Linked DNA regions of Homo sapiens: region 1 is linked to region 2. Evidence: chromatin contacts called from ENCODE Hi-C or POLR2A ChIA-PET data. All regions are on one chromosome and are shown on one strand. The core of a region is the stretch at or near the end of the contact, and the rest is flanking DNA. Distances in the headings are between cores, read along the strand shown.

The links. A loop is a pair of places that touch in the nucleus more often than their neighbours do. ChIA-PET counts read pairs that join two places held with the same protein, here RNA polymerase II (POLR2A). Pooled maps may share reads with other maps.
Region 1: a loop to region 2 is called in a pooled map, with 2.3 times the contacts of the local background. The contact joins the promoter of RGS2-AS1 here to the enhancer-like site in region 2. A Hi-C loop is called at or near these places in 2 of 168 maps with a recorded cell type or tissue (heart left ventricle and sigmoid colon) and 9 of 50 pooled maps. POLR2A ChIA-PET finds 5 or more read pairs at or near these places in 7 of 52 experiments (A673, BJ, MCF 10A and 3 more).

The regions. Positions count from the first base shown.
Region 1 is chr1:192,945,622-192,950,494 of GRCh38, forward strand. It overlaps RGS2-AS1 (RSG2 antisense RNA 1), which reads right to left and starts at 2,636. Exons shown (of 3, transcript NR_126003.1): 1 at 2,482-2,636.
Region 2 is chr1:192,901,707-192,906,420 of GRCh38, forward strand. No RefSeq gene overlaps it. Among named protein-coding and RNA genes, the nearest start is that of RGS2-AS1, 44 kb to the right of the region's middle. Within about 2 kb of position 2,950, at least 7 of the 41 ENCODE cell types and tissues checked have a DNase peak (open chromatin) inside an H3K27ac peak, as active enhancers do; they include sigmoid colon, where a contact is called at or near this core.

The DNA.
Region 1 (4,873 bases), core at 1,386-3,885, 44 kb after region 2:
ACCTATTGCTGTGGGACTTCACTCTTGTCAGGACACTCCCACTCTCCTGTATCTCTGACCATTCTTTCTCTGATTGGCTTTTTCCCATATTCATCACATGCTCAGATCTTTATCAGCTAAAAATTAAAAAGAAATCTTAAAAAAAATTAAAACAGTGCTTAGACTATAGTAAACTCATCCATGGTGATCTCTTTCATCTCTCTATAGTCAAGAATCTTAAATGAATGGTCTGCATTTGTTTCTCCTTATTGTTCAGTGATTCTTTGCAATCTGGCCTTCATTACCACTCCACAGAAACTATCCTGATCATGTGATGCCTTTGTTACTAAAGCTGGTTGATACTTTTCCATATCTGCTCGAGCTCTCTGTAGCATTTGACATCAGTGGCCAAGCCCTCGTCCTTCCTCTGCCTTCCACAGATCATGACACCAAAGTTTCCTTCCTGGCTCTCTATTAGTTTCTTCTCAGTATTTTCCATGAATTCCACTTCCCCTGTCTATCCCTTAAATGTTACTATTTTTTAAGATTATGTACTAAGTTTTTTCTAGTCTCATTCTGAAAATTATTTACAAATTATCTCTTCTAATTCTATACCTATATTTATCAACTCAGTCTCAATGACTCGAAAATGATATCTTTAGTCCAAAGGTTTTTCTTTTATTCCAAATTTCTATACCCAATTACTTTCTGGGGGTGTGAACTACCATGGCCTATGAACACTCCAAAATCAACATCTTCCCTCACCTCCCAACCATCATCCATCCAGTTGTCTAAGCCAAATACTTGTGTATCTTCCTAGAATCCTAGCTTCCCCACTTACACATAATCATCAACTCTTTGGGGGATCTATTTAATTCTATGTGATATATCCCCAACTGATTCAATTTCATCCAATTTCAGTTAGGCAACAGACATAATTTGTCTCTGTGCCTCAAGTCTTATTCTCTAGAAGGCTTCCCTGAACCTCCACAAAACTAGTTTTCTCCTTATACATTCTTTTTTTTTTTTTTTTTTTTTTTTTTTTTTTTTTTTTTCCTGACAGAGTGAGACTCTGCAGTGCAGTGGCTGATCTCGGCTCACTGCAATCTTCGCCTCTCAAGTTCAAGCGATTCTCTTGCCTCAGCCTCCCGAGTAGCTGGGATTACAGACACCTGCCACCATGCCTGGCTAATTTTTGTGTTTTTAGTAGAGATGGGATTTCACCATGTTGGCCAGGCTGGTCTCCAACTCCTGGACTCAAGTGATCAGCTTGCCTAGGCCTCCCAAAATGTTGAAATTACAGGCATGAGACACTGCGCCTGGCCTCCTCATTATACATTCTTATTCAATGCTGTACTCCTCATTCATAGCAATCCTCCCAAGTATAAATAAATTACTTATTATATAAATGGTTGTCATTTGTCTCCCTCAAAAAATTAAGCTCCCTGAGGGAAAAGAACATTCATAATATTTAATATTTGTTAGATGAACAAATGGATCAATGCTTCTTAAATTTATTTTCTACACTGCCACTAACCTAATCTTTCTAAAACAAAAACAGAGTCATGTCACTTTACTGTAAAAAATCCTTCAATGGAAAAAAGAAAAAAAAAGGGAGGTCTACAGTGGATTCCCACTGCCTTAAGCTATTGATTTTATGTCTAAACTTCTTAGCATGAAAGACAAGGTTTTCTAAGACCTGGTCTACTTACCTCTACAGCTTTGTTTCTTTAGCTGACTGCTCAATATCACTGCTCTCCCTCAACTTAACTGCAAATAAATTCAATACTTCAGAAATAACAAAGGAGGAAAAACACTCTTTTAATATTTTATTATGCTCAAATAATTTAAAAATATATAAATAAAATGATTAAATAAAGCCCCAAACCTTTTTTCAAATAAGCACCCTAAATTATCTAAATCACCTAGGATGCTTGTTTTCCTAAGAACCAAGGAATATTTCAGGTGATTTAGTATAAAGTATAGCATGCCCAGACAAGATCCCATAACAGGAGTTACTTACCTGGTGCTGCTTATTTTGGATATCAGAATTTTAAAGGAAATGAGGTCCATTTGGTTTAGGCATCTATATATATATCAGTACGTAGAGGACTAAATGAGGGTTTAAAAGAATTTGTTGAATATAACTGAACCAACTCTAAAATGAAAAATATATAAGATGGAATGATGATTAAATGGAAATGCTTAACTCAGTAAATGATCAGTTTCTTATTTCTAATGGACCCAAGTCTGCAATTCAAAGTTGGGAAGAGGCAGACAGTATGACATGAAATACTCTGTGTATTATATCAATTACACCTCAAGAGAAGAATTTGACTTTGCAAATTACAGAACTAGTAAGAAAACATTTTTTTTCTTTCATACGGGTTTAGTCTGTCCTTAAAAGGGGGCTTTGGGGGTAGATATTGGATTCAACTGTTATTTGTCAGACAAGTGAAAGAATAAAGAGAAGTGTGTGACACAGTGGTGGAGAAGCCTTACCTGGGACCAATCTGAAGTGCCTGTTGTGTTCTGCAGTATCATAAGTCGCCAGGGTCTCTCTGTCTGGCATAGCCATTCTCATTCCCAAAGTGCTTCAGGGATTTGGATCAAATCCAAAGACTATTCTGCTTGTTCATTCTGAACAGATTAATTCAGATTTGGCTAAAGATACTGCTGAGAAAAGAAGCGTGAATCCTAAGGGAACATCAACTTTCATGACTAAAGATAGAATTACCTGAAAAGTACATGGGGAGCTATGGGCAGAGTTAGAAGTTTATATTCTTACAAAGAGATCTAAACTTAAAGGAACAAGGACTGGGGAGAACTATAACTGCCTATGACAGTCAGTTTCTTACATGGTTTTATTTTAAACTATGCAGAAAAATTACACAGAAATGGCTCTTTCGGCCAGGCACGGTGGCTCACGCCTGTAATCTTGGCACTTTGGGAGGCCGAAGTGGGTGTATCATTTGAGCTCAGGAGTTCGAGACCAGCCTGGGCAACATAGCGAAACCTTGTTTCTACAAAAAATACAAAAATTAGCCAGGTGTGGTGCACCTATAGTTCCAGCTATTTGGGAGGCTGAGGTGGGAGGATCTCTTGGGCCCGGGAGTTTGAGGCTCCTGCAAGCCAAGATACTGCCACTGCACTCCAGCCTGGGCAAGAGACCCTGTCTCAAAAGAAAAAGAAATAGCTTTTTTTTCTCACCCTACATTATAATTTTCATCAGCCACCTCCAACCAATCAGTAAAATCTAATATATCTGTGCAGTCTTCTGTGTAATTAATACGATAAACAAAGGGGCAGAGCAGTAAAGAGAAATGAGAATTGTCCCACATTTTCCCATTTTTGGTACTCATGAGAACAGAGATGCTACCTCTCAGGGGTTTCGGACTAGCAAGGAGGAAAAATTTTGCCCGTTAGTGGAGCTAGAGATGATGAAAAGAACTTGATTTAGAGAAAAATTGCTAGATAGACAACTTGAGATTGGATATATAATACCCTTCTATTTTACCCTAAAATGCCAGCCTAAAGACTTTTAAGGAGAAGCAAAAATTGACACCTTTGTTTTAACAGATGTATTGAATAAATTATAATGTAATATCCATTCCAGCTCTTATCAAGGTACTGGTCATCACAATTAAGTAGTTTGGATGAGGGCACTGACTTTGGGCTAAGAGAATCTTCTTTTTTTGCCTCAGCTGTTCTGTTTCTGTTAAGACACTGTCTGGGCTGAGATATTTAAATCTGGTTTCAAGGCTGAGTGTGGTGGATCATGCCTGTGATGCCAACACTTTGGGAGGTTGAGGTGGGTGGCTTGCTTCAGTCCTAGCCTGGGCAATGGAGACAAAACCCAAAAAATACAAAAAATTGTGTCTACAAAAAACTAGCCAGGCATGGTGACATGCACCTATAGTCCCAGCTACTTGGAAGGCTTAGAGGGGAGGATCAGCTGAGCCCAAGAAATGGAGGCTGCAGTAAGCCATGATTGCACCACTGCACTCTAGCCTGGACAACAGAGCAAGACCCTGTCTCAAAAAAAAAATCTTGCTTCAAGGTTCTATGCAGATGATTCTTTGCTTGTAAACCCTAGGAGCACCTATGTGATGCTTTGTGCTCCTCTCACTGGAATTACCTTATTCCTTATCTCTGTTCTCTTGAGTAATTGCCTCCTCTAACCAGGATTAGCATTCTTTGATCTGACTCCTTTGTTATCTTGTCTGTTGTGACAATGGGAAACATTTAAATGTTCTCTGGCCAGAAGAGACTGTTTCCGTCTGGAGACCAAAATGAAACTAGTCCTGGCATTTGAGTACTGTCATGATATGTCTTTCAAGCGGCAGTCCCTGTAGTGGATGCTGTGATGCGCTAAAGCTCTAAGGCATTCACTCCCCCAGCTCCCAGCAATGTTTTCTGCTTAAAGCTCACAGCTGAGTCCCTGCCTAGGAATTGCCCTCAGCTGAGGGAGTTTCCTGGCCCACGTTTATGTCCCTCTCTCCACCCTGGGTCAGCGTGCATTAAGTAACTGGTCAATGTAGAAGTACAAAGGCCTGGCCCCTTGCCTCAATTTAGGAACTTTAAAGGGCCACACCAGCTCCAGAGCTCCTATGGATGGGCTGAGATTTCAGTTGCAATTGCGTGGCAGATCAGCTTTTCCCTCTGCTTAATCCTGCCTTCCTCCCTTTCTTATAAGTCTGCATGTCTTTCATCTCAGAGTCTGTTCCATGGAACCCACTCTAATTACTAATTCCATTAAGGTTAATAAGCACATCATTTCCAGTATCTCCTGGGTTACATTAGATTTATTCAAGTGTGGAAACAAATTAATAATTGAGGATGGATTCTGCCATTAGGAAAGCATCGTCTAATTCATGATTATTTAAATTTTCTT
Region 2 (4,714 bases), core at 1,700-4,199:
AGCCAAGGCATGCCAAGGATTGCCAGTGATAATAGAATCTAAGAGAAGGGCATGGGACAAATTCTCCACCACAGCTTTCAAAGAGAGCATGGCCCTTCCAACACCTCGATTTTGGGCTTCCAGCTTCCAGAACTGCAAGAAGATACATTTCTGTTGTTTTAAGCCACCCAGTTTGTTTTACTTTGTCACAGCAGTCCTAGGAAATGTGTGTGTGTGTGTGTGGTGTGTATAAATGTGTTATATATTTTCTAATATTATACAAATCTCATGCAAACAGATTCCCTACCTTTCCTCATATGACCAGTTCCATGTTTTATTTCAGACATTTCCTAAAGAACTGATATCACTTTATTACTTTTTGTGGTAAGAAACTCATGTGAAATATTAAATACTCACATTTTTATATTTTACTTCCTTTTAAAAGCTTTTATATAACCTACTGGAAGTGCATAATAATAACAGACTTCATAACTACCATTTATTAAGAAGTTTTTTTGTTCTGCATCATGTCTAATACTGTAAAGAATTTGGAGGTTATTATTTTAATTGTCCAGAGTAGGAAAGAGGTTTAAAAAGATGAAGTCTCCCACTAGGCTGTGAACTATTTTAAAGACTATATCTAATGCATCTGTGTAATCCCTGGAATGTGGTACCAGGTCTGGCTAACACTGTCTTGAGTATTGGACAAATTAATTAAATTTACCCCAAGTCACATAGTAAATGAACTGTGGAGCTGGAATTCAAATGAGGCCTGTCATATTACGGCTCCATTTAAATGCATCCAATACCATTTAGAATAAACCCAAACTCCTTACTTTGGCTAATAAAGCTCTCAGAATCAGGCACCTAGGGCTCATTTTACACCATCCCTTGCTTCTCCTGACCCTGCAGCCACACTTCTGTTCAGTTCCTCAACCTCGGCACTAACTGCTCCTCCTGCCGACAGCATCTTCCCTTGTTCTCACTCCTCCATCTTTGCATGGCTCTATCCTTCGAGTTATTTGGGTCTCACCTTAAATGCCATCTCCTTAGAAAGGTCTTCCTGATCACCCAGTGTAAAATAGCAACCCATTTACTCCCTATTACTTATAGTCTTGTTTTAATTTTGTTATATTTAACTTATCATATTCCATGTTTTGTTTCTTCAGTAGTATATTTACAGTCTTTTTCTTCTACTAAACATGCTAAGGTTCATATTTTTCACTTGCATCTTCTAGATTTAATACAAAAACAAACATTAAGAAAGCTGATTATTTTATTGTATACTTTAAGATAACAAACATATCATTTATCGTGTTCATTACTACATCTCCAGAAAATGGAAAGTCTCTGTCACATAGTGGGAACTCAGTTGATAGACTTTGAATAAATAATGAATGTTTCATTTCATGCTGTTTCCCTATGTCCATGCTTATTGCCCCAAATTCAAGAACTAAATTGTGACACAACCTGGTCCATCTGGCCTATCATACTAGATCTCTGAAATGTTCTAGCAACTCCAAGGGCTCTGGTACGTCTTTTATCCATACGGCCCTCTGTCTTCCTAATCTGGCAACAGCCTCCTAGTAACTAAAGCAAACTGTGGAAATTAACAGCTGCACCACTGACTTCAGGACCACACCAGGGGATTCCCCAGCAGGTGCCAAGTTTAAATATAGGCTACAGGGAATGTTCTATTGCCAGTGTGCAGTGGGATGCCAGACAGCTGTGGTACATCGGGATTTCACTGGGCCACGTGTCTCGTTAGTGTTTATATCACCAAGTCATAATTAAAAGGGTTTCTCTTTCTTAAGACCACTTCTACTTCTTTTATAATATTGGAAAATAAAGAAGTTTCTTGGCATTCTATATATGAATTTGTATGGAACTACTTTATTCCTCTGTCCTTATTGATTTACAAATTACCCAAATGTCTTATTTCAATCAAAAAACTTTATAACTTAAATTTGGCCTGTTTACTAATTTGCTAATTTCCTAGTCTTGCTAATAGCTCACAAAAGTTATTTCATTTGTTTGCAAAGCTTCACTCATGGAGATGCTGTTGACAAAAACCCATGCTTCCCATACTACTTGGTGAAATGCTTAGGAAATTGAAAGTAGAATTCAAAGATGCTTCTCTACTTAAATTGTGAATGTGTTTTTACCGTGTTAGTTCAGGTCTACCATTACTTGATAGTGAGTACGTCTTGCACTTTTCAATTTGATATTAACATGAAAATAAAAAGTCCATCTCAATTCAACAAACTAAATAGTCAATTTGGGCACTGAGGAATAAGCAATAGATACTTCAAGTCTCCTTGATAACGCATTAGTCTTTTTCAGACTCAGAACTGAAGATTGAACAGCAAATGGCACATGGACCTTGTATTTATGTAGCATTTTACAGTTTAAAAATAAAGCTTTATTATTCAGTGACTTTGGATGAATAACTTTCTATAAGATGAGGTGAAAAAAGCAGGATACAAAGTTGTATATTTATATTTTGGTGTTAAGAAAAAGAAAAAAATTGTTAGTGGTAATCTCGAAGTAGTGGAATAATACATTGCTTTTATTTTGTTCTTTATGCTTTTTGGTATCTTAAAAATTTCTACGGTGAATATGTACTATTTTACAAATTAAAAAACAATTTTAAAATGCCTTAACGTATTTCAGTAAGTGCTCAGTTATTCTGTAAGTGTAAATATCCTCATTGTACAAATGCAAAACTGTTTGAGAAGTAGAGATAGTGACTTACTCCAAAGTTTGAATACTCTTTATTACATTTGCCAACTTTTCACTGAATCCTGCCATCAGCCCCACACTGACATGCCAAGGAAATGAAGTGTGGTTATAAAAAAGTCTAAAGAAACAGAAGTGGGGGCGTATGTGTGTTTTGTTCATGATTTTGACAAATTGTAAGTGAGTCAGCGATGCATGCCCATCACAACCTTTTTGAGAAGATCAGTCATGTGAGGCATAAACTGTCGTACAGATCAGAACGCTCCCAATAGTTTGGTTTTGGTGATAATAACTGCAACCACTTGCTCAAAGTTAAAGGAAAGCAAAAGGAACACACGTCACTGGCTGCTAGCTTACCGACAGCAGCCTACTGTGATTCATTATTCTGGCAAACATATTAGAGATAGGAATGTTTTATTTAAAAGTTTTGTACAGTTTAGCAATGTTCAGCGGTTGTGTTTCACAGGACTTCACCAGGGATACATCATGTAGGTTTTACAAATGTATCCAAATCAATCATGAATGATTCTCTTAATTTAAGCATATAATATAAAATAATAAACTTCCTTATTTTGTTGTTATATTAAATCTGGGAGCTACAAGTGGAAAATATGAACATTAGCATGTTTATTTAATTGATTCAACTATTAAAATATCATAGTCCACTAATTGCAAAGCATTTCTAAGTACAAATACAATTCTGAAAGCAAATAATAAAATTCTTTCACACTATACTCCACATGGATTGAAAAAAATATATTATGCAATAGCTACTGGCTTTGAGGAAGGACAGTCTCTTTTTTTTTTTATTCTCTCCTCTCTTTGTCTCTTTCTGAGAAAAACATGAGTACATAATGACCTCAAAGCTTTGATCACTATGAAGTTTGGTAACTATGTTAACCTGTTCTGACTAAAATTTCCTGTATCAAATTTTTATAAAAGAATGTGTGTGTATGAGTGTATTGAGGGTCTGTTATGTCAATTTCATGTGAATCTTACTTTTTTTTACATTGCTGACCAGAAAGAAAATATTAATCCCAAAAACCTATCAAACATTTTAATTAAAATTGCCAAATATTACTAATCTTGTTCAGTCAGGCATTACCCACATAAGGTACTGTAATACTAATTCAAGGTACTTGATGCTACTTTGTGACTATTTTATTAGTATAATTAATTGTATATACAGTAATTGCTTGTTCTTACTATAAAAATAATCCATGCTTCTAAGAAATTCAAACAAGGCAGGACATAAAGTAGAAATTTAAAGTCCCATCCTGCCCAATTACACTTGCCATGGGTAAGAGTTTTATGCTCATCTTATATAGCAAACTTTCTGAGAGCACAGAGACAAATTTAGTCAAAGCTGGAGTTCTTTTTTTTTGAGACAGAATTTCACTCTTGTTGCCCAGGCTGGAGTGCAATGGTGAGACCTTGGCTCACCGCAACCTCCACCTCCCAGGTTCAAGCAATTCTCCTGCCTCGGCCTCCCAAGTAGCTGGGATTACAGGCATGTGCCACCACACCCGGCTAATTTTGTATTTTTAGAAGAGACGGGGTTTCTCCATGTTCAGCCTGATGGGTTCAGGCTGGTCTCGAACTCCCGACCTCAGGTGATCCGCCCACCTCAGCCTCCCAAAGTGCTAGGATTACAGGAGTGAGCCACCGTACCCGGCCATAGCCGGAGTTCTTACTGCTGCCTCTACTTCTGACTCAGCAAGTGACCCTGAGCATGTAAAGAACAGAACATTTGTTCGTCATAGTAATTCATTCATTCATTGTTTATTCATTCATTCAACAACTATCTATCTCCAAACTATCTACTGTTGCTGCAGTTTTATCCTTGGAGATTCATTTGGGAGCATATAAGTAATTTTGCTCTAGAAAATAATTTTTTAAATAATAACATCAGCAAAAACATTTATTTGATAATTACTACATACCCAGCACGAGGTTAAGCACTTTTCATTGGGTATTTTATTTAATAGTCACACCA